2 separate regions of the Homo sapiens genome follow, and region 1 is linked to region 2. The links are chromatin loops, found by intact Hi-C in ENCODE. Cell type or tissue: heart right ventricle. All regions are shown on one strand. Each heading gives the region's core, and the rest is flanking DNA. Links, peaks and the distances in the headings are about the cores only. Region 1 holds the start of CDKN2A-AS1 (CDKN2A antisense RNA 1). Region 2 has its middle 63 kb from the start of CDKN2A-AS1.

The links. A loop is a pair of places that touch in the nucleus more often than their neighbours do. Peaks named below come from ENCODE experiments on the same cell type or tissue, not always from the same donor. Only the 100,000 strongest peaks of a DNase experiment are listed, where the experiment ranks them.
Region 1: a loop joins it to region 2, with 2.5 times the contacts of the local background. A loop is called at or near these places in 5 of 110 quality-filtered maps.

The regions. Positions count from the first base shown.
Region 1 is chr9:21,954,606-21,969,768 of GRCh38, reverse strand. It overlaps CDKN2A (cyclin dependent kinase inhibitor 2A), which reads left to right. Exons shown (of 3, transcript NM_000077.5): 3 at 1,527-2,017. The coding sequence ends at 1,540. It overlaps CDKN2A-AS1 (CDKN2A antisense RNA 1), which reads right to left and starts at 2,630. Exons shown (of 1, transcript NR_024274.1): 1 at 2,015-2,630. RefSeq lists enhancers at 1-877, 6,716-6,860, 9,836-9,980 and cis regulatory regions at 6,788-6,790, 9,908. In heart right ventricle, for the core only: a CTCF peak has its summit at 4,054; no DNase peak of the experiment used is centred there; H3K4me3 peaks cover 958 bases; H3K27me3 peaks cover 7,569 bases.
Region 2 is chr9:21,896,860-21,912,022 of GRCh38, reverse strand. It overlaps a transcript of MTAP not described here. Among named protein-coding and RNA genes, the nearest start is that of CDKN2A-AS1, 63 kb to the left of the region's middle. In heart right ventricle, for the core only: no CTCF peak of the experiment used is centred there; no DNase peak of the experiment used is centred there.

The DNA of each region.
Region 1 (15,163 bases), core at 222-8,221, 61 kb before region 2:
AGGTGAAGAAGGAGACTTCGGCTCCAGTTACAGCTAGCATCCGGGTCCCGATTTAGAAGGAGCTGCCAATTACAGCGCGGTTCCAGGGCTGAGCAAAAAGCCTGAGGAGCCAAGTGGGAGAGGGAGTAAAACTACTGAATTGGGCCACAAGCAAATGAATAAACTGAACGACTCTTAACCAAACCTAATATATTTAATCCAAACACACAAGTCTTTCATTTCTTCCCTCCTCCCTTCCTTCTCTTACTCCCCAACACCCCCTCTTCAAGCACAATTAATTATATGGTTAGATTCTACTGCGTGATCAGCCCTGTTCTAGGTGGTGGGCACGCCAAGGTGAATGAGACCAAACAAGAGTCTTGCCCTCATGGGGTTTACATTTGGAGACAGAGTCGATCTGTTGCCCAACCTGGAGTGCAGTGGCGCGATCACAGCTCACTGCAGCCTCAAACTCCCTGGCTCAAGGGGTTCTCCCACCTGAGCCTCCCGACTAGCTGGGACCACAGGTGCACGCCACGACGCCTGGGTTTGTTTGTTTGTTTAATAGAGACGAAGGTCTCACCATGTTATCTGGGCTCAAGCGATCATCCCCCCTCCTCCTCCTAAAGTACTGGGATTACAGTCCCAAGCTATCTTGCCCGACCTGGGAAACAGACGTTAAGGAAGATAACAATCTATTTTCAGAGAGCGAGTTTATAAAACCAATGCAATGGGTAAATATGAAGTGTGAATAGGAGGAGAAGCTAAAGAGTGGTCGGAGAATCTAATGCAAGCTACGGGAGAAAGAAACTCAAGTGCAAATGCTGCCTCAGGAATAAACGTAAAAAGAGACTTTCAAGTGCAAATGCTCCCTCAGGAATAAAATAATCTTGAGACTCTCAAGTGTAAATGCTGCCTCGGGAGAACCGAACGGCGAGCTGGAGCCCATACGCAACGAGATTAGAGAGGAAGGCAGAAGCCAGAGCACATGAATAAATGAGCATCCATTTTGTTTCAGAAATGATCGGAAACCATTTGTGGGTTTGTAGAAGCAGGCATGCGTAGGGAAGCTACGGGATTCCGCCGAGGAGCGCCAGAGCCTGAGGCGCCCTTTGGTTATCGCAAGCTGGCTGGCTCACTCCGCACCAGGTGCAAAAGATGCCTGGGGATGCGGGAAGGGAAAGGCCACATCTTCACGCCTTCGCGCCTGGCATTGTGAGCAACCACTGAGACTCATTATATAACACTCGTTTTCTTCTTGCAACCCTGCGGGCCGCGCGGTCGCGCTTTCTCTGCCCTCCGCCGGGTGGACCTGGAGCGCTTGAGCGGTCGGCGCGCCTGGAGCAGCCAGGCGGGCAGTGGACTAGCTGCTGGACCAGGGAGGTGTGGGAGAGCGGTGGCGGCGGGTACATGCACGTGAAGCCATTGCGAGAACTTTATCCATAAGTATTTCAATGCCGGTAGGGACGGCAAGAGAGGAGGGCGGGATGTGCCACACATCTTTGACCTCAGGTTTCTAACGCCTGTTTTCTTTCTGCCCTCTGCAGACATCCCCGATTGAAAGAACCAGAGAGGCTCTGAGAAACCTCGGGAAACTTAGATCATCAGTCACCGAAGGTCCTACAGGGCCACAACTGCCCCCGCCACAACCCACCCCGCTTTCGTAGTTTTCATTTAGAAAATAGAGCTTTTAAAAATGTCCTGCCTTTTAACGTAGATATATGCCTTCCCCCACTACCGTAAATGTCCATTTATATCATTTTTTATATATTCTTATAAAAATGTAAAAAAGAAAAACACCGCTTCTGCCTTTTCACTGTGTTGGAGTTTTCTGGAGTGAGCACTCACGCCCTAAGCGCACATTCATGTGGGCATTTCTTGCGAGCCTCGCAGCCTCCGGAAGCTGTCGACTTCATGACAAGCATTTTGTGAACTAGGGAAGCTCAGGGGGGTTACTGGCTTCTCTTGAGTCACACTGCTAGCAAATGGCAGAACCAAAGCTCAAATAAAAATAAAATAATTTTCATTCATTCACTCATTTATTGTCAACATTTATTGAGCACCTATTACAACAATTTCATCGCATGGAAGACAGCATCGTTTCTGACACTGTTGTTTCATGTATCTCTTAGAAAAACGCTGCTATTAGACATCTAACACTATTTATCTTGAGGTGATAAAATATCAAAAGCCGTGTCTCAAGATCGATGAAATGCGGTTAAAATGATGAATAGAAACTCTAGGGGGACCTCATATCGATAGACTCGAGACTGGCACATCTGGAGATCCGTATTTATCCGGCTTCCCCTTCCAGATCACGCGAGGTTTGGGATATTTTGCTCACCAGGCCTCAGCCAGGTAACTGAATCCAGCCAACCCTGGCCCATAGTCTCGGAATCCGACTCGGCTCCCAGTCCCCGCCTCGGCGTTCTGAGACCCCCAGGCTGGGGTTCCAGAGGGCTGTGAGGTTGCGAATGACTGCTGCCAAACCGGAAGGAACTCTGCGGTTCTCTGCCACAGTGGGATTGTTGCAGGCACGCGGCTCAGACTTCACTGAGGTTGGGAGATGCTCCTGTCCACGCTGCCTCATCCCGTGCTGGAGCACTGCACCTCTATTTTTTTTTTTAGGGTACACGCCACATAACATAAAACTAAAAATTTTAAAGAGTAGAATTCAGTGGCATTTAGTACAATGTTATGCAACCATCACTCCTATCTAGCCCAAAACATTTTCGTCAACTGCATAGGAGGCCCCATTAAGCATACCTGTTAAACTCTTCTTGCCTCCAACTCCTGGCAACTACAAAACTCCTTTTGTCTCTATGGATTTACCTATTCTGAATATTTCTTATAAATGGGATCATACAATATGTGACCTTCCGTGTCTGGCTTCTTTCACCAAGTGTAGTGTTTTGGGGGTTCATTCCTGCTGCAGCATGTATCAGTACCTCATTTCATTTTATGGCTGAATCATATTCCATTGTATGAATATACTGGAAATTGCTCGTCTACTCATCCAGTGATGAACATCGAGTTGTTTTTTGGCTTAAAATTATTCATAGTGTTCTCATATAAATATAAATATGTAATTATTATTTTTATCCATATTTATTACATTATTTATATTTTTATATTTTTATTGTATTATAATAATTTTATAATATTATACTATGATAATATAACAGACTGACTCCTATGGTCTGTCAGTGTGCTCTTCCACTGGCGTGCTCCCTTCCGCTGGGGTGCCCCGCTCCACGTCCAGTTCCTCCGATGAGTTCCTCTGGACATAGAGCCGCTTGTGTGTCTGCCTGCTAGGGTCTCAGGGTTTTCATAGGCAAAGGATGGGGGCGTGGCGGGACAGGGTGGTCTTGGGATATGCAACATTTGGGCGTGAAGGAAGGAGTGCCTGTCCTCACCTAGGTCCAGTGGGCACAGGCCCAGGGGAGGGCCCTTACCAGGGACCCGCCTTTGTCTACCCAACACTTCCCTGCCCCTCTTCTCTATCATTGCGTTTCAGTTACCTTTGCCTTGGTTCAGCACTCACTTGGTTGCTGTAAAACTTTCTTACTGTTTCCCAGAGTTCCCACGAAGTCAATTCTGGCAGCTTTTGCTTATTTTTCTGTGTTTCTATATAGGAATGGGCCCTGCGAGCTCACTACTGTGCCACTTTTGCTATTATCTTTTGTTGTTGTTGTTGTTCAATTTGTTTTGTTTTAGGGCAGGATGGTCAAATGCTTATGATGTGCCAATTTCCTGCCTCCATATATCTCCTGTGCCTGGTACGCAGTGCCCATGCCCGGCATCCTCACTTTCTGGGCATCTGTCTGTCAACATTTCTCTGAAGCTCGCTAGCTCTACCACTCAGCTGTCCCCCTGAAAATTTTCTCCACCTTCCCCCGCAGCTGTAGGAAGCTCACCTTCCTCCTTACCCTTCCTCAACCCCACTCCTGTTCTCTCCCTTTTTCCCCCTTCCACCCCCATTTCCCCGACTTCTGCTGGGGGTGGGAGGGATAACCGATTCACAGACATTCCCCTCCCCCTCGCCGCTTCTCGGGAGATTGCTGGTTCGCAGTCCTACGCTCCACTCGCCAGCAGGCTCCGCTGTGGTGTGAGCACCTCCGGGAGCGCAAAGGCGTCCGCTTTGAGGCACTGGGCCTCGGGCCAGGCAGAGGCTATCTCCGGGACCCTTTTATGGAGATCTGCTGTTAAAGCCCACGCGTGTTTCCCGAGCACACTGAGCACACGCATACTGGGCCTGACGACTCCAGGGAGGGACCTGCTCCGGAACCGCGGACTAGACCCGGGTCCCAGAACTACCCGTGGAGGAGGCCGCAGTAACCTCCGAAGCAGGCTGAGAGACTCGGGTGGGCTTTCTCCAGTGAAAAAAAAGAAGCCAGAGGGGAAGGGTAGATGGAGCAGGAAAGAAGGACGGATTCTAAGCATGGCTGTTCGAGGCCCTGAGGCTGCAGAACTGACTGCGGGACTGCGGTTTGGAGGCGGGGACTTTCCAAAACCACGGACGAAAGAAACCTCCCAACCAACCGATTAAGCACGGGGGCTGTGGAGCAGAAGGGCAATAAAAGGCCCTGCCCACCGAAACCTGTAAAAGTTTCCTTTGTAAGCACGCGTCACGAGCGCGGGTGACGAGGCCCAGGCGCGCCCGGGTGCGGCGACCTCGGAGCCCGCGGGACGGGAGAGCAGCCCTTCCTTTGGCCGGGCCTCCAGCACCAAAACTGGCTGGGATCCTTCCTGGGGCCCACGCCAGTGCCACACCCCAAGTACTCTGGATGCAGGCCAGGTGGGAGGGTCTTCACCTCCACCTCCTTCCAGATCTCACGTGTCTCATTTACGTAATAAAGTTCAGGAAATAGCAGAAAACAACTTTTTTTTTTTTTTTTTTTTTTTTGAGACGGAGTCTTTCTCTGTCGCCCAGGCTGGAGTGCAGTGGTGCGATCTCGGCTCACTGCAACCTCCGCCTCCCGGGTGCAAGCGATTCTCCTGCCTCAGCCTCCTCAGTAGCTGAGATTACAGGCGCCCGCCACAACACCTTTTTAGTAGAGACGGATTTTCACCATTTTGGCCAGGCTGATCTCGAACTCCTGACCTCAAGTGGTCCGCCCTCCTCGACCTCCCAAAGTGTTGGGATTACAGGCCTTAGCCACCGTGCCGGTCCAGAAAAGCACATTTAAAAACTACAGATTGATATCCTTGTTGGGCATTGATGCTAAAATCCTTAACAAAATACTAGCTAACAGAATCCAACAACATATCAAAAAATAATCCACCATGACATGATCAAGTGGGTTTCATACCAGGAATGTAGGGATGATTTAACATATGTGATACACCACGAAAACAGAATTAAAAACAAAACATCACATGATCATCTCAATAGATGCAGAAAAAGCATTTGACAAAATTCAGCATCCTGTTATGATTAAAACTCTCAGCAAAATTGGCATACAAGGGACATACCTTAATGTAATAAAAGCCATCTATGAAAACCCACAGCCAACATAATACTGAATGGGAAAAGTTGAAAGCATTTCCTCTGAAAACTGGAACAAGGATGCCCACTCTCACCACTCCTCTTCAACATAGTACTGGAAGTTCTAGCCAGAGCAATCAGATGAGAGAGAAAAATAAAAAGGGTATCCAAATCAGTAAAAAGGAAGTCAAACTGTCACTGTTTGCTGATGATATGATCGTTTACCTTGAAAACCCTAAGGACTCCTCCAGAAAGCTACTAGAATTGATAAAAGAATTCAGCAAAGTTTCTGGATACAAGATTAGTGTATACAAATCAGTAGCTCTTCTATACACAAACAGCGACCAAGCAGAAAATCAAATCAAGAACTTAACCCCTTTTACAGTAGCGGCAAAAAAAAAAAAAAAAAAATCAAATCAAATCAAATACTTAGGAATATGCCTTACCAGGGAGTCAAAAGACCTCTACAAGAAAAACTACAAAACACTGCTGAAACAAATAATAGACAACATACAAATGGAAACATATCCCATGCTCATGGATGAGCAGAATCAATATTGTGAAAATGACCATACCGCCAAAAAAATCTACAAATTCAATGCAATCCCCATCAAAATACCACCATCATTCTTCACAGAATTAGAAAAAACAATTCTAAAATTCATATGAAACCAAAAAAGAGCCTGCACAGCCAAAGTAAGACTAAGCAAAAAGAACAAATGTGGAGGCATCATGCTACCTGCTTTCAAACTATACTATAAAGGCACAGTCACCAAAACAGCATGTACTAGTATAAAAATAGGCACATAGACTGATGGAACAGAACAGAGAACTCAGAAATAAACCCAAATACTTACAGCCAACTGATCTTTGACACAGCGAACAAAAATATAAAACGGGGAAAGGACACCCTTTTAAACAAATGTTGCTGGGATAATTGGCTAGCCACATAATAGGAGAATGAAACTGGATCCTCATCTCTCACCTTATACAAAAATCAACTCAAGATGGATTAAGGACTTAAACCTAAGACCTGAAACTATAAAAATTCTAGACGATAACATTGGAAAAACCCTTCTAGACATTGACTAGGCAAGGATTTCATGACCAAGAACCAAAATGCAAATGCAATAAAATCAAAGGTACGTAGCTGGGACCCAGTTAAACTAAAGAGTTTTTCCACAGCAAAAGGAACAGTCAGCAGAGTAAATAGACAACCCACAGAGTGGGAGAAAACCTTCACAATCTATGCGTCTGACAAAGGACTGATATCCAGAATCTACAATGAACTCAAACAAATCTGTAAGAAAAAAAAACAAACAATTTCATCAAAAAGTGGGCTAAGGACATGAAAAGACAATTCTCAAAAGAAGATATACAACTGACCAACAAACATGAAAAAATGCTCAACATCACTAATGATCAGAGAAATGCAAATCAAAACCACAATGCTATACTCCTGCAAGAATGGCCATAATCAAAAAATCAAAAAACAGTAGATGTTGGCATGGGTGTGGTGAGCAGGGAACACCTTTACACCACTGGTGGGAATGTAAACAAGTACAGCTACTATGGAAAACAGTGTGGAGATTCCTTAAAGAACTAAAAGTAGAACTACCATTTGATCCAGCAATCCCACTACTGGGTTTCTACCCAAAGGAAAAGGAATCATTATTTGGAAAAGATACTTGCATACGCATGTTTATAGCAGCACAATTCACAATAGCAAAATCGTGCAACTAACCCAAAAGCCCATCAATCAATGAGTGTATAAAGAAACTGTGGTATATATATATATATATAATGGAATACTACACAGCCATGAAAAGGAATGAATTAACAGCATTTGCAGTGGCCTGGATGAGAATGGAGACTACTATTCTAAGTGAACTACCTCAGGAATGGAAAACCAAGCATTGTATGTTCTCACTGATATGTGGGAGCTAAGCTATGAGAATGCAAAGGCATAAGAATGATACAATGGACTTTGGAGACTTACGGGGAAGAGATGGAGGGGGCGAGGGATAAAAGACTACAAATATGGTTCAGTGTATCCTACTCAGGTGAAGGGTGAACCCATATCTCACAAGTCACCACTAAAGAACTTACTCATGTAACCAAACACCACCTGTACCCCAATAACTTATGAAAAATAAAAAAATAAATAAATGGGCAGCATTTGCTATCCTATGAAATTGGAAAAAATAGAACAAAATAAATGGATACATCATCATTTCCCTTTTCCACTATTTGAACTGTTCTTTGAGTGAGTTGTCTTACAACATTTCAGTAGTTTTTTCTGAATTCTCAACCGTCTCTCAAATAGCTAACATCATAATTGACTGTTGCTACAATTCTATCTATAGACTGTTTGGTCTTAGAGAACTATTTCTCTAGGGAATAGAAGCCAAAGAACAGATCAGAGAACATTGCTGTTACATATTCTGTCTATGGATTACTATTTGAGATTAAGTTGTTACCTCCATTAATATCTTTAAGGCATTTCTGAAGAAATTGAAAATAAGCATTGCGAAATCCCTGTCTTGATTCAGAAGGATAATGTAGCTGCCCCAGAGCCTGTTTGCATTCATTACTAAAAAAAGATGTATGAAATCTGGAAGGAAGTAATGCGCAGAGCTCTAACTCTGTAGGTAATATTCTCATTCCTTACTTCATTCAAGAAATAATCAGTGGCCACCTACTGTGTGCCAGATATTGTGCTAGGTAATAACAGTAAAGGACTAAACGTCTATCTCAAAGGGAAGATAAAACAAAAGTATGAAGTACTGGTGTTGTTTATAAACTTTTCAATGTTCTGTTCTAGATGCTACCTTCTGAGAGAGTCTTCCCCATGGCATGGAGAAAAATTTATTAAGACTAAATCCCTTCTGTTCCCCTAACTAAGAAGAGCCTTCGTGATTTGGTAGAGTGCCAAAAAGATTTAAAAAACAAATTGGGCTGGATGCGGTGGTTCACGCCTGCAATCCCAGCACTTTGGAAGGCAGAAGCGGGTGGATCACATGAGGTCAGGAGTTCGAGATCAGCCTGACTAATATGGTGAAACCCCATCTCTTCTAAAAATACAAAAATTAGCTGGGCGTGGGGGCACTTACCTGTAATCTCAGCTACCCCAGAAGCTGAGGCAGGAGACTCGCTTGAACCTGGGAGGTGGAGGTTGCAGTGAGCAGATTTTGCAGCATTGCACTCCAGCCTAGGTAACAAGAGTGAAACTCCATCTCAAAAAAAAAAAAAAAAAAAAAAAAAAAAAAAAAAAAAAAATTGAATAGCTCTACCCAGAAAAAGCTGGGAATAAGTATCTTCTCATAACTGGAGGTGGGGAGAAAGAGAAATAGTACTCTCCCAATTATAAATCATTTAATAAAATAATTTTCGATGTTAATGACTTAAGTGAGAAAACTGTTGATACAGATGAGATTTGAAGTTAGCAGCCCAGGAATTAAATTTTAGGATCCTTCTACCTGTCAACCTCTACGTCATCAAGACTGATTAACTGCTATCTTCTTTTAAAGCTAACATTAAAGCTAATTTAACATGTGGAATGTTTTTATTAATTACCATACTTTCAAGCTTTAGATAGGAATAGTAAAGCAAAACAGATTTGACCTCTAAATCAAAGACTTTATGGATGGGGAACTGAAGAAATAAGTATTACAAAGCTGAATAATAATCAAAAAAAGTGTTTTCTAAGGACCATTGAAATGAGAGTCATGAAAAGAGCAAGCAGAGAAATGGAATGTATTTCACGTTGTTAGGGAAAATACCTCAAGGAAGTAGTTTACAGGCAAGTGAGGTTGTCCACTGGGTACTACCACAGGACCAAAGACGAATACTTCAAGAAAGTGCAGTCAGAAAGTGACCCAGTGTGTCCGGAATTGGTGGGTTCTTGGTCTCACTGACTTCAAGAATGAAGCCGCGGACCCTCGCGGTGAGTGTTACAGCTCTTAAGGTGGTGCGTCTGGAGTCTGTCCCTTCTGATGTTCAGATGTGTTCGGAGTTTCTTCCTTCTGGTGGGTTCGTGGTCTCGTTGGCTCAGGAGTGAAGCTGCAGACCTTCGCCGTGAGTGTTACAGCTCTTAAGATGACGCGTCTGGAGTCTCTCCCTTCTGATGTTCAGATGTGTTCGGAGCTTCTTCTTTCTGGTGGGTTCCTGGTCTCGCTGGCTCAGGAGTGAAGCTGCAGACCTTCGCGGTGAATGTTACAGCTCTTAACGCAGCGCGTCTGGAGTTGTTTGTTCCTCTCCATGGGCTCGTGGTCTCGCTGGGCTCAGGAGTGAAGCTGCAGATCTTCGCACTGAGTGTTACAGCTCATAAAAGCGGCGTGGACCCAAAGAGTGAGCAGTAGCAAGATTTATTGCAAAGAGTGAAAGAACAAAACTTCCACGGTGCAGAAGGGGACCCGAGTGGGTTGCCAATGCTGCCTCCGGCAGCCTGCTTTTATTCTCTTATCTGGCCCCACCCACATCCTGCTGATTGGTAGAGCCCAGTGGCCTGTTTTGTCAGGGCGCTGATTGGTGCGTTTACAATCCCTGAACTAGATACAAAGGTTCTCCACGTCCCCACCAGACTCAGGAGCCCAGCTGGCTTCACCTAGTGGATCCTGCACCAGGGCTGCAGGTGGAGCTGCCTGCCAGTCCTGCGCCGTGCGCTCGCATTCGTCAGCCCTTGGGTGGTCGTTGGGACTGGGCGCCGTGGAGCAGGGGGTGGTGCTCGTCGGGGAGGCTCGGGCAGCACAGGAGCCCATGGAGTGGGTGGGAGGCTCAGGCATGGCGGGCTGCAGGTCCCAAGCCCTGCCCCGCGGGAAGGCAGCTAAGGCCCGGCGAGAAATCGAGCACAGCGCCGGTGGGCCGGCACTGCTGGGGGATCCAGTACACTCTCCGCAGCCACTGGCCCGGGTGCTAAGTCCCTCATTCCTCGGGGCCAGCGGGGCTGGCTGGCTGCTCTGAGTGCGGGGCCGCCAAGCCCACGCCCACCCGGAACTCCAGCTGGCCCGCAAGCGCCGCACGCAGCCCCGGTTCCCGCTCGCGCCTCTCCCTCCACACCTCCCTGCAAGCTGAGGGAGTGGGCTCCAGCCTTGGCCAGCCCAGAAAGGGGCTCCCACAGTGCAGGTGGGGGCTGAAGGGCTCCTCAAATGCCGCCAAAGTGGGAGCCCAGGCAGGGGAGGTGCAAGCGAGGGCTCTGAGGACTGCCAGCATGCTGTCACCTCTCACCAGGGTTGCAAGAGGCCAATCTGCTTGGAGGCAAATTTGCATAATACACAGATGAGCAGAATGAACAACCTCCATCCCAGTCATATATAAAGTAGGCCAGTATTATATAAAATAGAAAAGAAAGAATGTGATCTCAGAGTTTCAGTTGGAAAGTAGTATTAATATTATTCCAGGAAATGGGGATGGTGAGGGTAGGGTTCACTGAAATGCATAACTTCTGGGCAAGGCCAAAAAAAAAAAAATCTTTAGGTGCCTATAAGCAAATTAGATTGATTTTTCTTTCTTTCTTTTTCTCTTGTACAAGAAAGGGTTCCCTTAGTATTGGAAAGGGTATGGATAAACATTGCTGAGGGGAAGTATATTTGTATAACATCTATGGATAAAAATTAGCAATATCTATGAAGAGTTTAAAGACTCTTTGCCTTTAAATTTGACTCAGCAACTCTACCTCTAGAAATTTATTCTGCAGATATATTTCCACATGTGCAAAATGGCCTATTTATAGGAATGGTCACTGAAGCTTTGTAATAACAAAAGATATGAAACAACAATCATAAATGAGTAGGGATTTGAATAAATTTTGAGGCTTTCCTACAACAAATAACATATAGCTATTAAAAGAAATTCAGCAGATCTAGTAATATATAATGATTTTCAAGATATATTGTCAAGTGAAAAAAAAGATTTGGAGTATGTAAAATACTCCAAATTAAATTTTAGAAATATTCGTATATGTGTTGTATACACATAAAATATTTCTGTAAAGACACACAAGAAGTTGTTGACGGTTGCCTGAGGGTAGTGTGTGAAGGAAGATTTACTTCGTGCTAAATACAATTTGCTACCAGTTTTTGATCCAAGAGTATGAATTATCTAATAAAAAATAAAATAATAAAATAAACACTGGTAGAATGAAGTTTCTCTAGAACTGGCTACATTCTATTTAGTAACAATTGTGTAACTGTCAAATTGCACTAACAGGAAAAGAAAAAAGAACACACCAGGATAAATGAGTTAGTCTTAGTTTCCTCATTTATAAAATGGGTACAAGGGTGACTACTTTGTAGTGTTGTTGTTTAGAGTAGACATAAAAAGTATAAACTACCATAGTGTCAGATACACAGTAGTTATTTATTACCTACCAGTACACACACACGCACGCACGCATGCACACATGCACACAGTCCTCTGGTTCAGGCTTCCAGTTTCCCCAAGCAATTCCCAGACCTAGCTGGGCTTGAAGCAGAAAGAATTAGGCATAACCAGAGCATCTTCTCACCATCACAGGATTTAGCATTAACCGTATGTCCATCTCTTCGACTTCCTAACATTACCTGTTAAGGTACTATACTGGGTGTTTGGATACAATGATGAGCAATACAAAACTCCAATACCTTAAAAAATATTATGCAGTTTGTACATGGATGTATTTACATTCAAACAATACAAAATAATGTTTCTCCTCACTACTAATCCTTTCCCTAGAGGTCACTGGTGATATCAGTCCCTAAGAAAAATGATAAAAAATTATAAATTCAAAACTAAATATAGGCCTTAAAAGGGAGTGATACAGCTGAGGTGTCCTAATGGTTAAATGGAAGTTTACCTTCAACTTCAAGGGAAGTTTACCTTGATCTCTGGTAATCCTATAATCCAGTGCTGTCCAAAAGAACTATCTACAATGATGGAGGTGTGCTATATCTACAGTGTCCAACACAGTAGCCATATGTAGCTATTTAATATTTGCAATATCTTTAATGTGACTGAAGAACTGAATTTTATTAAATTTAAAAAGCCGCATGTTCCTTGTGACTATCATATTGGACAGTATAGCTGTGGAATAAAGATGTGTGGAATAAAGATGTTCAGAATAAAATAGATAGGCTATAGCAGAGAGGAGATACAGAAAAAGAGAACATCTTGGGCTTCCTATAGCACTGCAGTTTCCAGTTGTAACTTTTACCTGCATTTCTGTCCTCTTTCTGCTATAATCTACCTACAGTTGATTTCTATTACTTACAATCTAAGATTTTGTTTTAGTTTACTAGGGCTTCCCTACAAACACCATGGTACATGGTATACCACAGACAGGGCGGCTCAAACAATAGTTGTTTTTTCATAGTCTGGAGGCTGGAAGTACAAGATCAAGATGTTGATGTTGACAGATTTGGTTTCTCCTGAGGCCTCTCTCATTGGCTTGTAGATGGCCCCTTCCCACTGTGTCCTTACATGGCCTTTTCTCTGTGCCCATGCACCTTTGGTGTGTCTTCCTCTTGTAAAGACTCCAGTTCTACTGGATTAGGGCTCCACCCTTACAACCTCTTGTAGCCTCAATTACCTCTTTAAAGGCCCGATCTGTAAATATTGCCACATTGGAGGTTAGCGCTTCAACATGTAAATCTTGGGGGAACACAATTCAGTTCATAGCAGATTCCTAATTAATACATCTAATTGATTTGTTTTTTTTTTTTTTTAAGAGTTGGAGTCTCGCTCTGTCGCCCAGGCTGGAGTGCAGTGGCGCAATCTCAGCTCACTGCAACCTCTGCCTCCCGGCTCCCAGCAATTCTTCTGCCTCAGCCTCCCGAGTAGCTGGGATTACAGGCGTCTGCCACCACACCCAGCTAATTTTTGTATTTTTAGTAGAGATGGGGTTTCACCATATTGGCCAGGCTGCATCTAATTCATTTATCTGTATCTTATTCTTACCACAATTTAAAAACCTAATTAGATGAAGAAACTCTGGTAAAAATATGTATTTATAGGAGCCCATAGCTTGTGGAAAGGTCTAGTTTCAACAAAATTTTTGGTGATACTTATTTGGGAATATAATTCTCTTGACAAGATGTCTAGTGGAAGTATCAATCATACTTGTGGTTTGTCTCTTTAAGATTGTACCTACTACGTATAACCTCATATGTTCTCATTTATGTTGCAAATAATTCCCACATTTTTGATAAGGAATGTGTGTACATAGCAATTTGCTAGTAACTGTTTAATAACAAACTGCAAAAAATAAATATGTACATGTTTATTATAAATTTTACTGACATAAAGGATATGTAATACAAAACTTACAAATAATAATAAAATATATAATATTCTCTATTCTGTATAATGAACTTATTCTCATACAATGTTCTCACTGATTTAGCCAAACTCTTGTATCTTTAGTTAACCTATGGTTGCAATTAACAAATGAGAGTAACTCTCAAATGAATATCAATTGACATTTTCATTTATATTGACGAGTAAGATGAGAGTATAACAATAGAATTGAATGAAGTTGAATCTTGTTAACAATATCAGTTAACCTCTTTGCTGAGTTTAAAACTGTTTTCAAACACTTAAAGAATATTCCTCAATATTTTGTGCTATTCAAATGTAACAGCTACAAACATTTTAGAGCTTAACCTACAGTATTAACCGTGATAACATTTTCCCCCATCTTTTTAAGGCCGGTTATTAAGCACATCCATCTTTTTAAAGTAGAAAATCAACAAAACAATAACTCAAGCTCTGATTTAAGTTTTTTCAATATCCATGGTACAAATACTCCACCCATGGTCTATTTCATATCATATCAATGATATGATGTCATATCAGGGTGACATCACCAAATACGGAATCAAGAAGTAGCACACCAGTATGTAGTAATTCCATTATAGAAATACAGTAGACTTAACCTCAAAAAGTATAGATAATAGTAAAATAAATAGAAGTAATGATATTATTTATAACCTTTCTTTTTAATATGATTTACTTAATTGTAACTTTATCCTTTAATTTTTAATAATGGATGTGCTTAATAACTGGCTTGCCTCATTCTTGAATATTTAACAATTGGGTCTCTCTAGCTGGTCTGACACAGTTTCAGCACACCACTGTATATGTATGGGGATGTGTATGTGTGTGTGTTTGCCTGTGTGTGCACATCCCCAACTCAATACCATACTAGAGAGTTAGGATAGCGAATGGAAGAAGGTAGAATATAACAGGGGGCAAGCCAATAGTTGACATTAAGAAATTTTTAAATCTGAGCTGAATGATTAAAGCAAAGAAAAGCAAAGAAGTATCATTCAAACCTCCAGAGCTGAGCCAAGACACCCAAGCTAAGCTGCCACTGGATGTTTTTAAGAATTGGGCTCAATGGGAAAGAAAAGTAAATGGAAATGGCTGGACAATGTGGCTCATACCTGTAATCTCAGCGCTTTGGGAGGCCAAGGTGGGCGGACTGCTTGAGCTCAGGAGTTTGAGACTAGCCTGGGCAACATGACAAAACCCCATCTCTACAAAAAATATAAAAATTTGTTGGGCAGATGCACATCCCCAACTCAATACCATACTAGAGAGTGACTATAACGAATGGGAGAAGGTAGGATATAACAGAGGGCAAGGCAATAGTTGACATTAAGAAATTAGGCGTTGTTTTTAATCTGAGCTGAATGATTAAAACAAAGAAGTATTATTCAA
Region 2 (15,163 bases), core at 3,841-11,840:
TCTAGTTTATTTGCGTAGAGGTGTTTATAGTATTCTCTGATGGTAGTTTGTATTTCTGTGGGATCGGTCTTGATACTCCCTTTATCAGTTTTTATTTCATCTATTTGATTCTTCTCTCTTTTCTTCCTTATCAGTCTTGCTAGTGGTCCATCAATTTTGTTGATCTTTTCAAAAAACCAGCTCCTGGATTCATTGATTTTTTTGATGGGTTTTTTGTGTCTCTATCTCCTTCAGTTCTGCTCCCATCTTGGTTATTTCTTGCCTTCTGCTAGCTTTTGAATGTGTTTGCTCTTCCTTCTCTAGTTCTTTTAATTGTGATGTTAGGGTGTCAATTTTAGATCTTTCCTGCTTTCTCTTGTGGGCATTCAGCGCTATAAATTTCCCTCTACACACTGTTTTAAATGTGTCACAGAGATTCTGGTATGTTGTGTCTTTGTTCTCGTTGGTTTCAAAGAACATTTTTATTTCTGCCTTCATTTCGTTATGTACCCAGTAGTCATTCAGGAGCAGGTTCTTCAGTTTACATGTAGTTGAGCGGTTTTGTGTGAGTTTCTTAATCCTGAGTTCTAGTTTGATTGCACTGTGGTCTGAGAGACAGTTTATTATAATTTCTGTTCTTTTACATTTGCTGAGGAGTGCTTTACTTCCAACTATGTGGTCAATTTTGGAATAGGTGCAGTGTGGTGCTGAGAAGAATGTATATTCTGTTGATTTGGGGTGGAGAGTTCTGTAGATGTCTATTAGGTCTGCTTGGTGCAGAGCTGAATTCAATTCCTGGATATCCTTGTTAACTTTGTCTCATTGATCTGTCTAATGTTGATAGTGGGGTGTTAAAGTCTCCCATTATTACTGTGTGGGAGTCTAAGTCTCTTTGTAGGTCTCTAAGGACTTGCTTTATGAATCTGAGTGCTCCTGTATTGGGTGCATATATATTTAGGATAGTTAGCTCTTCTTGTTGAATTGATCCCTTTACCATTATGTAATGGCCTTCTTTGTCTCTTTTGATCTTTGTTGGTTTAAAGTCTGTTTTATGAGAGACTAGGATTGCAACCCCTGCCTTTTTTTGTTTTCCATTTGGTTGGTAGATCTTCCTCCAACCCTTTACTTTGAGCCTCAAAATAGGCAATTTCTTAGAGGCGGTGAGGAAATCTGTGGTTTCCAAAGGCTGGGGGATGCGGACTTGAAGAGTGGTTGCTAATAGATATGGTGATTTTGGAGAGCGATGGAAATACTCTGGAGTTGGACTGTGATACTGGTAGCACACCTGTGTGAATATATATAAACTACTGAATTGTATACTTTATAAACTTTATGATATGTGAATTATATCACTGCTATTAAAAAACCAACAAACAAGGACTCCCCCCACAATATCTCCAAACCTTTCAGTGATTTTCATGATTATACATGTCTCTTTTACTTTATTTCCTACTACTCTTTCACGGGATCATTTACTTCCATACACTAGCCCTCTTGCCAGTCTTCAGGCATGCATGTGCTTTCCCAATTTAGGGATATAGAATTGTCTTCTCTAGCTGGAATCTTCCTCAAAGACAAATTCTCTCATCATCATATGTCATCTTCCAATAGTGACCACCCCATTTAATGTTGCTTGCTTCTCTGATGATCACACTTACCTACACTAGTTTTATTTTTTTCATCTTCACTTTCAAATATACTATATAATTTATTTCTTTTTTTTTAGCTATTGTTTATTTTCTTCCTCCCTCATGCTAAGATACAAACTCTTTAATGGTGTGAATCTTTGTGTGTTTTGGTAATTTATGTATCTTATCTACTTAGAACAATGCCTGGCCCATTGTAAGTGTTTTATACATATTTTTAATAAATGATGGATTTCCTTTCAAACAATATCTTCTTATGGAGATATTATACAATGGTGATTGCTACATAGCAAATGAATAAATGAAAGAAACAAATACCATTTTTGAATACTTAAAAGTTGACATTTTGTCCCTTTTCTGACCCGGGCCAGATGGGTTAGAGTTCCCTGGTGCAATTTAATGCTGTAAAAGATATCTTTGTCATGTAAAAGTTAAACAGGATAGACAGCATGGAATCAAAGACAGACTGTATGGATTTAAATTCTGAATTCTGGTTATGCCACTGTTATTATGTGTGGCTTGGGCAAGTTACATAACATCCCGAGCTTTAGTTTTCTCATCTATAAAGTGGGGAAATTAGTATTATCTGCCTCAAACAATGTATTGTGAGAATAAAAATAGTTAACACCTGTTAAATGAATGCCATACTATCTGGCACATGGAAAGTGTTAAATGAATGTTAGCTATTTTTATGCTTAGCACAGTTATTTTAATACTTACCATTAATCTTTCTCTCCCTTTTCAGGCCACATAGATTCTACACTGAATGGGCATCTAGGCTTACTTATTAGCTTAGTATGCCTCTTACACAACAAATTCATAACACCACAAGGTAAATATATGCCTTAGAAATATAACACACTACATATCAAGCATGTTTGTAGTTGGTTTTGAATAGCTTAATGCATGAAGATTAAATTTGAGAATGCCCAAGCTCTATACTGAACAGCAAAACCATTATAGAGTACCCCACCATGACACAGATTTAATTCTATATGGACTATATACATTCTCTTGCACTCTCTTTCAACATTGGATATTTCTCTTATTCCTTAACATCAGCAATATAAATGTCTTATTCACGGCAGGAAGGAAGTGGCACAATATTTTTTTTAAATGCTAAAAGAAAAGAATTGTCAACCCAGAATCCTATACCCAGTAAAAATATACTTCAGAACTGAAGGGAAAATTAAGACATTCTCAGTTAAAGGGAAACTAAGATAATTTGTCACTAGCAGACCTACTCCTTTTAGGCTAAAGGAATTTTTCTAAACAGAAAAGGAATGATGAAAGAAGGAGCCTCAAAACAGCAAGAAGGAATAAAGATAGTACACAAAAATATGCATAAATGTAATTAGTTTTCCTTTTCTTCTTAAATTTTGTTGTTATGTTTACCAGATTAAGCAAAAGTTATAACACTGATTGATGTGGTTCCAAATATATGGGCAGGAAATAGTTATAATAATTATACTATAAATGGGGAAGGGGAAGGGAATATAAAGAGATGAGACTTCCATATTTCATTCAAAATAATGACACAATAGACTGTGATAAGTTATGTATATATAATGTAATATCAAGTATAATTTAATATCACTAAAAAAGCTATACAAAGACATATGCTCAAAAACACTGTACCTAAATTAAAATAAAGTTTTAAAATATTCAAGTAACCTGTAGGGAAGCAAGAAAAGGAAAACTAAAACAAAAACTAGAGAAAACAAATAGAGGAAAACAACAAAAAATGTCAGTGTTAAGTCATAACACTATTCTAACTACACAAATTAAAAGACAGAGATTGTCAGAGCGGATTTAAAAACATGATCTACTATATAAGAAACTTACTTCAAATGTAATGATATGAAGTTGGAGCTTGTTAAGAAACTAAACATGCAACTACCATATGACCCAGCAATTTCACTTCTGGGCATTTATCTCATAGAAATTAACACATTTAACACAAAAAACCTGAACATGAATATTTATAGCAACTTTACTTACCGTAATCAAAAACTGGAAACACACAAATGTCCTCCAACAAGTGAATGGTTACACATATCCATACCATACAACACTATTTAGCAATAGAATGGAATAAAAATATTGATACAGGCAACAATCTAGGTGAATCTCCACAGAGTTATGCTAAACAAAAAAGTCAATCCCAAAATGTTACATACTGTATGATTCCATTTTATATAACATTATTGAAATGATGAAAGTATAGACATGGAGAAAGAATCAGTGGTTACCAGGATTAAGGAAGGAGTGAGGGAAGAAGGAAAGTGAGTGTGACTATCAAAGAACAACTTCAGGGATCCTTGTGGTGAATGAAATGTTCTGTATCTTGACTATATCAATGTTAATATCATGGCTGTGATATTGTACTATAGCTTTTCTTTTCCTTTTTTTTCTGTGACAGCCTACCATTGAATGTACTATAGTTTTTCTATACTAAAGGTACTAAAGATGTTACCATTGGGAGAAACTGGGTAAAGGGTGCCCAAGATCAGTCTATTATTTGAGACTTGCATGTTAGCAATTATCTTGAAATACAAAGTTGAATTAAAAAAATTAAAATCAACTTAAAATGTCCTAAAAGGCTGACCAATATTTTCTCTGGGTGGTAAGAGTAAAGGAAATTTAAAATTTTTTCTTGTGACTTATATATGTCTTTCAGATTTTCTATGACCACCAGGAATTACTTTTGTAGTAAAAAAAAAACACCCACACAGGTATTATTTATGAGAAAGGATATCCCTGAAATTTAAGGAAAGTATGTGAAACACATTGCTAGCTTTGGTTTATTACATACAAATAATTTTTTTTGTTGTTGTTTTTGAGACAGGCTCTGACTCTTTCACACAGGCTGCAGTGCAGTGGTGCTATCTTAGCTCACTGCAACCTCAGCCTCCCAGGCTCAAGCCATCCTCTCGCTTCAGCCTCCTGAGTAGCTGAGACTACAGCACCTGCCATCATGCCCAGCTAATTTTTGTAGGTTTTTGTAGAGATGGGTTGTTGCCATGTTGGCTAGGCTGGTCTTGAACTCCTGAGCTCAAGCAATCTGCCCACCTCGGCCTGCCTTGGCCTCCCAAAGTGCTGGGGTTATAGGCAAAAGCCATCGCGCCTAGCCTTATATACAAACTATTTAATCACTAAGAGCATTATGTCACAGCCTTTACAGGTTAGTGCATTAGAACCTAATATAAGTTAAACACTACTGACCACCACCGGGTTCACATAGTCTAAATATCCAAACTCTAGATGAAATGACTTCAACATCTGGGATTGTGCTTTGTCATCACATGCTATTTCTTCAATAAGCATACCCACTCACCTCCCTTAACCCAACCACATTCCTTCATACAATCATATACCCTTAGTTGGTGGAAAATAACTATGACATACAGTTTAGAATTACTGGGTTCATCTTTCAGTTTCCAGGACATTCTGTTAATTTACTGAATTACTGCCAAGCATTCTTTGACAGGAGATGATTCCATCTTTTTTCTTGGCAAAAAGCATTTATTTTTAAAATCAAAGGGCATGTTTTACTCTATATTCTGGTAATTGTTTCCATTAATTTATATCTGTATTACTGCTACTGACATAAATAATTGCTGTTATACCAATAAATGTTCTTTTATAGATAATCATTATCATTTTATCTTTAGTTGCTTTTAATTTAAGCTAAATTAATTTCATTCCTCCAGCTTGGAACTTACTTTCTTTTCTAAATCTAAGTATTTAAGTGTTTCTATAATTTGGCAAAGATTTTCATTCATTGAATTTCCTTCAAATATTGCCCACTAATCCTCCATTTTCTCTGTTCTTTCTGTCTGGCCCTCTTAGTAGATTTTATGTCAGCCCTTCAGTCCTCTTGCATCTTCTCTCTCCTCTCTGCTCTCCTCCTCTCTCCCCTCTCTGCTCTCCTCCTCTCTCCTCTCGTGCATTCTGGGTAACTTCTTCAAATCCATTATCCAGTTAACAAATTCTCTCTTCAGTTGTGTTCAGTCTGACGTTTAACCCTTTCAATGATTTTTATTTTTAATGTTTTTTTTCACGTCTTCAATTCTACTTTGTTTTCTAAAGTATATTTTAAAAACATATATACATATTTTCTTTTATCCCGTTTTCATTTCCTGCTTTGACATCTTATCCTTATTTGGAAATTTGAGCTGATAATTCTATCTCTTCTTCTGCTAACATTTGTGCGTGGAAGATTGTTCCTTCTTGAGTTTTGTATTTTGGAAGACAAGTTCATTTTAAGAAGTGTTTTACCTATAGAAATCTTGTGTAGTCTGGGTTTTAGGTGAATTCTTTAGAAATGTTTTGCTTCTGTTTGTTTCTTTCTGGCCTCACAAAAATACTGCCAATTTGTAACCAGTTATTCAGTTAATTTCTCAGCTTGAAGGTACTCATACCATGTAACTAAAATAAATACCAAACCCACTTGAAAGCTGCCTTTTACACAAAATATTTCTCCCCACCCAAAGCCACTATGGTAATATAAGTGTTGTCATCTCCCTTTGCAGTATTTTCTAGGATCTCCTTGCCATCATTGTATAGCTCTCCAAATGATCTGGTTCTGTGTAGGGATTTCAATTCTGAGTCCTTATTTTCTTAGTCTCAGAAAGTCTTGTCTCCATCAGGGAGCAGCAGGTATAACCCAAATCTTGATTCCTAGTAACAGAAGCTCCTTCTTTCTCTCTTAGTGCTGTTTTTCAGTTCCCTCTTGTTTTGGGTCACTTGGGAATTATTTCACTTTCCTGAACTCTCACCTATGCACTTAACACAGTGTTTGCTACATTTTGTCCAGCATTTCTAACCTCCTGTAGTGAAAAAATTTTATATTTTCTAGTCTTCCATGTTCCTGGAAAAGACAGTGATTTTATGTGTGTGTGTTTTTTAAGTTTGCAGGGGAGAAACATAACTAATTTAAACTTTTTTTCAATTTATGCTGGTTTTAATTTATTGCCTTATGTTTAAACTGCAGTCTATTTGATACAGGGAGGGGGGCAGGGAAATGCCACGCCCCCCATCCTGTGCCTGTAAAAACCCCCGAAACCCTAGCGGGCACACACACAGGCAACTGGACGCTAAGACACTCCATTCCCCTTCTGGCTCACCACCCATCTGCTGAGAGCTACTTCCACGACTCAATAAAACCTTGCACTCATGCACTCATTCTCCAAGCCCACGTGTGATCTGATTTTTCCAATACACTAGGGAAGGAACCCAGGATACAGAAAACCCTCTGTCCTTGCAATAAGGTGGAGGGTCTAATTGAGCTGATTAACACAAGCTGCCTGCAGATGGCAAAACTAAAAGAGCACACTGTAACACACGCCCACTGGGGCTTTAGGAGCTGTAAACAACTCTAGACACTGCCATGGAGTTGGAGCCCCAAAAATGCTCCCCCTAGAGGTTTGAGCAGCGGGATACCAAAGAAGTGAGCCACACCCCGTCACATACCCTGTGAGAAGGATAAGAGAACACTTCTCCCATTTCATATTCACTAAGGAATAATGAGTAGGTAAAAACTTAATGATAATAGCTATAAGCAATTTTGGACATTTTCCACCATAAAATTACAATCCCTGGACAAATTATGTTGACTTTAATGATGTTCTAAGTAGATCGAGACAATTATATGCTGAAAAATTTGGTGTTAAAAAACCTTACTAATCAGCAACAACAACTAAAACAATCTCATGAGTCAGATAAATCTCTTTTTGCCCTGTTTTCTCTGTTTCATACTGGCTGATATATTTTTCTTTTTAGTGAGTCATGATAATTTGTTCATGCTGTTCAACAATGACTGAGGCCTGTCTGGATTGGTGGTAGAAAGTGACTTATACAGTGTCTGTGTTCAACAGAGTACGACCAGCAGAGAAGTGGTTTTTGATGATACTATTGATATGGGAGTGCTGGGAAGGGAAGAGCATGGTCCCTTTAAATGATACGGAAGTGGGGAAGGGAAATGCTGGGTAGAGGAGGAGGTCGTGGTCCCTGGCTAGGGCTCCACCCCAATGACCTGGGCGAGGACAGGCATTTTTGTTTTCCTGCGCAAATGTTGCATTTCCCAAGACCACCCTGGCCTGCCATACCTCTAATCCTGTGCCTGACACCCTCGCAGGCAGATACACAGGCGGCTGAACGTGGAGAGGACCACATCAGCAGAGGAACACACAGGCAGCTGGATGTTGAGAGGAGCACATCAGCAGGCACCAGCACACTGGCAGGCCACTGACCAGCAGAACGCCTTGGAGTTTGGCCAGGGCAGTCGGAGGACAGCCCAGGCCGCCCAGGCTGCCGAGTGGCCTGACCCAAGGGGAAAACCATTCTCCTTTCTGGCTCCCCCATCTGCTGAGAGCTACTTCTACTTAATAAAACCTTGCACTAATTCTCCAAGTCCACGTGTGATTCTTCCAGTACATCAAGGCAAGAACCCGGGATACAGAAATCCTCTGTCCTTGTGATAAGAAAGGGGGTCTACTTGAGCTAACACAAGCCGCCTACAGACAGCTAAACTAAAAGAGCACCCTGTAACTCATGCCCACTAGGGCTTCAGGAGCTGTAAATATTCACCCCTAGACACTGCCATGGGGTCGGAGCTCCGCAACCTGCCCATCTGTATGCTTCCCTAGAGGTTTGAGCAGCAGCGAGCCACTCCCTCATCGCATGCCCTTTGAGAGTGACAAGGGAACTTTTCGCATTTCATTATAAGGGTAGCTCAGAGTGTCTCTGGAACAGGAGCAGCAATGTGAGAAGCTGAAAAGGATTGTCTTCTCCCAATGAGTCTGTTCAATATTTTCAGGAAATGACTCATACAGTGCCTGGGTTCAACAGAGCAAGACCCCCAGAGAAGTGGTTTTAATGATGTTATGGGGGTAGCTCAGAGTGTCTCTAGGACAGATGGCAGCAATGTGAGAAGTTGAAAAGGACTTTCTTCTCCCAACAACTCTGTTCAATATTTTCCATCTCCTCTATCCAGAAGCATTTTCTTCTGGAAATTCTCCTTTGCATATTATCAGTAAAGGATGTTTCTGAGTTGGGCCTGAAGATTTTTAAAAAAAAATCTTTTGTCATATATTTCAGGATAACTTGTTCACGAAAGCCATGGATCGTCGTTTTGCAGCAAGCCTAAGTATGCCTCCCCCAGACTCACTGGCAGCTGGAGTCTAAATATAGTATAGTCCATGTATCCACCTTCTGAAATATCCTGCAATTGAAGTCATCTAACAAAGCAGGCCCCATTCAATGCTACAGAAAGCAGCCGGAAATCCTCCAATCCTCCTTCCTCATTTGTAATCACTATACTTAAGGAGAAGACAACACAGCCTCATTTTCAGATAGCTGCACATTTAGTTGAATTCATCTTTTCCACAATGCCTTTTTATAATGTTTACAATTTACCTTTTAAATTCTTTACATTTTGGTGGGAATTTCAGTTTTTATTTATATAGAAGATAGTTTCATTTTAAAGTAAACAAGCATAATGTGTTGATATTTCTGTTCTTACCTTAATCATTTGCTTTTGTAACTGGTGAATTCAGTTTTGTTTAACAGCCCTTAAAGGTAATAAAAGAGATTTTCTATTCTATCCACACCTCCAGGCATTCTGGGTTCTGTTCTGGTAGATCCAAGAATAACCTAGACCAAGTTAAATTGATCCAAGAAAGTTACATATATGGATGTATTAAAAACCCTGATGAAAACAGTAAATAAATGCAGGATTATAACTACATTATTGGATTGAGAATACTTAGGTCAGAAAGTTCATAAGGGAACAAGTAACAATTTGTAATCTTAATTTAAGTCCCTCTAAGGATTGACTTCACTGGTTATGTAGAAAACTTGAAAGTGGATGGTGTATGGTTATTGTCACATTTGTCATGTTGTTTTGGTTGTGTACCAGTATAACTAGTTTTTATGTTTGGGGAATTCATAGTATTACAGACATGTGCTAAGTGTGGATGATCCATTATAGGAGCTAAAAATACCAGATGCTTACTTTTCCTTCCTCTTTTGCAGGTAGGGCATAGGCATGCGACTTAAGACTCTGAACTAAATGCTACCAGATGGGATCTGACTCATGAGCTACAGGAAACAAGGGTTTGAAGGGACACTAGCTTAGCAGGTGGAAATGGTAGTATCTGTGGAACTGGAGGAAGCTGTTTTATCTCCAGACCAATTCTAAAACATGCTTCAGTGTGTCTTTCCTAGTGGCTTAGCCTTGAGCCTCTACTTCAGTTCTTCCTAGTAGATTTTGTGAGCTATTGCAATATCGTTTAGCGAATTACTCTTTTGCTTGACTCAGCTGGAGATGGCACCTGTTCCTTGCCTGTAGGAACCCAGACTGAAAGCTATTTCTCATACATTCTACTTAGGGATTTCATGTGGACTTAACATGTTGCCTCATTTCTACTTTTGAACACTGTAACATTTGTCATATTTTCCTTTTTGTTATTTCTAGCAGCTAGAAAACTCAAACAAATTTGGAACTTGATCATAGCACACAGAGTAATCTCTACAATCAGTAAAACTAGCTTACTTCTGTTTTTCTTCACTGTTTTAAATTTATTTGTATTGTGATGGCATTGGCTGTAAATAGCCTATGAGAAAATGTCACAAGCTTCTCCAGGCCCATGTGGGTTCCTCATAACCTCATTTCCTCCTTGTGGCAAACCCCTGAGACTCAGTTGTTTTCCTTTGCCCTTATAGCTGCTACTAACCTTTTTTAAAAACTCCATACACCTGGCAAAGGAGGTTGAGGTATCCTCCCTAGTCCTTTATTCCCTTTCTTTGATTCCTAATAAAAGCTCGTTTATAGGTTTTATAGTTAATAATCATATGAAAAACTAGCAAAATGCAAGTAGCCAAGAATCTAAAATGTGGCAATTTTCTGTGCCTGATGTCTGATTCTTTATGAGATAGTCAATCAAAGTGTCATTAGGATTCTGTATCCCTTTTAATTTTCAAGCTTCATTACTTTTCCTCCTGTGCTATTAAACTTAAAATTGTTTTTGTTATGAATACTAAAAAAATTTAAAAGGCTCAACTCTTCAATTTTTTAAACTGGAATTGTATTGGATAGTTTATATTAAGGAGAACTAACATTTTTGTAACATTGAGCCTTTCCATCTATGAAGACCTCTCTTTATTTAGGTTGTCTTTAGTATCTTCTTTTTCTTTTGTCAATGTGTATTTTGGTATTTTCTTTACAAGTTTTGTTTTAGGGATGCCTGTGCAGGTGTGTTACAATGGTAAACTGTATGTCATGGAGTTTGGTATACAGATTATTCCATCACCCAGGTAATAAGCATAGTACCTAAGAGGTAGTTTTTCAATCCTAACTCTCCTCTCACTCTGCATCCTTAGGTGGGCCTTGGCATCAGTTGTTCCCTTCTTTGTGTTCATGTGTACTCAGTGTTTAGCTTCTACTTATAAGTGAGAATATGAGGTATTTGGTTTTCTGTTCTTGCGTTAGTTTACTTAGGATAATAGTCTCCAGCTACATCCATGCTGCTGCAAAAGACATTATTTTGTTCTTTCTCATGGCTGCATAGTATTGCGTGATGTATATTTACCTCTTTTTCTTTACCCAGTCCACTGTTGATGGGCATCAAGGTTGATTCCATGTCTTTGCTATTGTGAATAGTGCTGTGATGAACATAAGCATGCATGAGTCTTTATGGTTGAACAGTTTATATTCGTTTGGGTATATACCCAGTAATGGGATTGCTGGGTTGAATGGTAGTTTTGTTTTTAAATCCTTTGAGAAATCTCCAAACCGCTTTCCACAGTGGCTGAACTAATTTACATTCCCACCAGCAGTGTATTAGTGTCCCATTTTCCCTGCAATCTCACCAGCTTCTGATATTTTTGGCTTTTTAATAGTAGCCATTCTGACTGGTGTGATATGGTATTTCATTGTGGCTTTGATTTGTATTTGTTTAATTATTAGTGATGTTGAGCATTTTTGTCATATGCTTGTTGGCTGCATGTACATCTTCTTTGGAAAAGTGTCTGTTCATTTCGTTTGCCCATTTTTAAATTTTTTTCCTTGTTAATTTGTTTAAGTTCCTTATAGATTCTGGATATTAGAGTCAGTTGCATAGCTTACAAATATTTTCTCCCATTCTGTAGGTTGTCTGTTTAATCTGTTTATAGTTTCTTTTGCTGTGCAGAAGATCTTTAGTTTAATTAGGTCCCACTTGTCAATTTTTGTTCTTGTTGCAATTGCTTTTGGAGTCTTCCTGATGATATATTTGCCAAGGCCTATGTCTAGAATGGTATTTCCTAGGTTTTCTTCTAGGGTTTTTATAGTTCTAGGTTTTACATTTAAGTGTTTAATGCATCCTGAGTTGATTTTTGTATATGGTATAAGGAAGGGGTCCAGTTTCAGTCTTCTGTATATGGCTAGCCAGTTATCCCAGCACCATTTATTGAATAGGGAGTCCTTTCCCCATTGCTTGTTTTTGTCAACTTTGTCAAAGATCAGATGATTGTAGGTGTGCAGCTTTATTTCTGGGTTCTCTACTCTGTTCCATTGATTTGTGTTTCTGTTTTTGTACCAGTACTGATATGGTTTGGCTCTGTGTTCCCATCCAAATCTCACCTTGAATTGTAATCTGCATAATACCCACGTGTCAAGGGCGGGACCAGGTGGAGATAATTGGATGGGGGTGGTTTCCCCATGTTGTTCTCATGACAATGAGTGAGTCTCACAAGATCTGATGGTTTTATAAGCATCTGGCATGTACCCTGCTTGCACTCACTCTGTCCTGCCACCCTGTAAAGAAGGTGTCTTGCTTCCCGTTCACCTTCCACCATGACTGTAAGTTTCCTGAGGCCTCCCCAGCCATGCTGAACTGTGAGTCAACTGAACCTCTCTCCTTTATAAATTACCCAATCTTGGGCAGTTCTTTCTTTTCCTTCCTTCCTTTCCTTTCCTTCCTTCCCTCCCCTCCTTCCCCTTCCCCTTCCCCTTCTCCTTCCTTCCTTCCATTATTGTACTTTAAGTTATGCGGTACATATGCACAACGTGCAAGTTTGTTACATATGTATACATGTGCCATGTTGGTGTGCTGCACCCGTTAACTTGTCATTTACATTAGGTATATCTTCTAATGCTATCCCTCCCCCCTCCCCCCACCCCACAACAGGCCCCGGTGTGTGATGTTCCCCTTCCTGTGTCCAGGTGTTCTCATTATTCAATTCTCACCTATGAGTGAGAACATGCAGTGTTTGGTTTTCTGTCCTTGGGATAGTTTGCTGAGAATGATGGTTTCCAGCTTCATCCATGTCCCTACAAAGGACATGAACTCATCCTTTTTTATGGCTGCATAGTATTCCATGGTGTATATGTGCCACATTTTCTTTATCAGGTCTATTGTTGATGGACATTTAAGTTGGTTCCAAGTCTTTGCTATTGTGAATAGTGCCACAATAAACATACATGTGCATGTGTCTTTATAACAGCATGATTTATAATCCTTTGGGTATATACCCAGTAATGGGATGGCTGGGTCAGATGGTATTTCTAGTTCTAGATCCTTGAGGAATCGCCACATTGTCTTCCACAATGGTTGAACTAGTTTACAGTCCCACCAACAGTGTAAAAGTGTTCCTATTTCTCCACATCCTCTCCAGCACCTGTTGTTTCCTGACTTTTTAATGATCGCCATTCTAACTGGTGTGAGATGGTATCTCATTGTAATTTTGATTTGCATTTCTCTGATGGCCAGTGATGATGAACATTTTTTCATGTGTCTGTTGGCTGCATAAATGTATTCTTTTGAAAAGGGCCTGTTCATATCCTTTGCCCAATTTTTGATGGCATTGTTTGATTTTTTCTTGTAAATTTGTTTAAGTTCTTTGTAGATTCTGGATATTAGCCCTTTGTCAAATGGGTAGATTGTAAAAATTTTCTCCCATTCCATAGATTGCCTGTTCACTCTGATAGTAGTTTCTTTTGCTATGCAGAAGCTCTTTAGTTTAATTAGATCCTATTTGTCAATTTTGGCTTTTGTTGCCATTGCTTTTGGTGTTGTAGTCATGAAGTCCTTGCCCATGCCTGTGTCCTGAATGGTATTGCCTAGGTTTTCATCTAGGGTTTTTATGGTTTTAGGTCTAACGTTTAAGTCTTTAATCCACCTTGAATTAATTTTTGCATAAGGTGTAAGGAAGGGATCCAGGTTCAGCTTTCTACATATGGCTAGCCAGTTTTCCCAGCATCATTTATTAAATAGGGAATCCTTTCCCCATTTCTTGTTTTTGTCAGGTTTGTCAAAGATCAGATGGTTGTAGATGTGTGGTATTATTTCCACGGGCTCTATTCTGTTCCATTGGTCTATATCTCTGTTTTGGTACCAGTACCATGCTGTTTTGGTTACTGTAGCCTTGTAGTATAGTTTGAAGTCAGGTAGTGTGATGCCTCCAGCTTTGTTCTTTTGGCTTAGGATTGACTTGGCAATGCGGGCTCTTTTTTGGTTCCATATGACCTTTAAAGTAGTTTTTTCCAATTCTGTGAAGAAAGGCATTGGTAGCTTGATGGGGATGGCATTGAATCTATAAATTACTGTGGGCAGTATGGCCATTTTCATGATATTGATTCTTCCTATCCATGAGCATGAAATGTTCTTCTATTTGTTTGTGTCCTCTTTTATTTCATTGAGCAGTGGTTTCTAGTTCTTCTTGAAGAGGTCCTTCACATCCCTTGTAAGCTGGATTCCCAGCTATTTTATTCTCTTTGAAGCAATTGTGAATGGGAGTTCACTCATGATTTGGCTCTCTGTTTGTCTGTTATTGGTGTATAAGAATGCTTGTGATGTTTTCACATTGATTTTGTATCCTGAGACTTTGCTGAAGTTACTTATCAGCTTAAGGAGATTTTGGGCTGAGACAATGGGGTTTTCTAAATATACAATCATGTCATCTGCAAACAGGGACAATTTGACTTCCTCTTTTCCTCATTGGATACCCTTTATTTCTTTCTCTTGCCTGATTGCCCTGGCTAGAACTTCCAACACTATGTTGAATAGGGGTGGTGGGAGAGGGCATCCCTGTTTTGTGCCAGTTTTCAAAGGGAATGCTTCCAGTTTTTGCCCATTCAGTATGATATTGGCTGTGGGTTTGTCATAAATAGCTCTTATCATTTTGAGATACATCCCATCAATACCTAGCTTATGGAGAGTTTTTAGCATGAAGGGCTGCTGAATTTTGTCAAAGGCCTTTTCTGCATCTATTGAGATAATCATGTAGTTTTTGTCTTTGGTTCTGTTTATATAATGGATTACGTTTATTGATTTGCATATGTTGAACCAGCCTTGCATCCCAGGGATGAAGCCCACTTGATCATGGTGGATAAGCTTTTTGATGTGCTGCTGGATTCGGTTTGGCAGTATTTTATTGAGGATTTTGGCATCGATGTTCATCAGGGATATTGGTTTAAAATTCTTTTTTTGTTGTGTCTCTGCCAGGCTTTGGTATCAGGATGATGCTGGCCTCATAAAGTGAGTTAGGGAGGATTC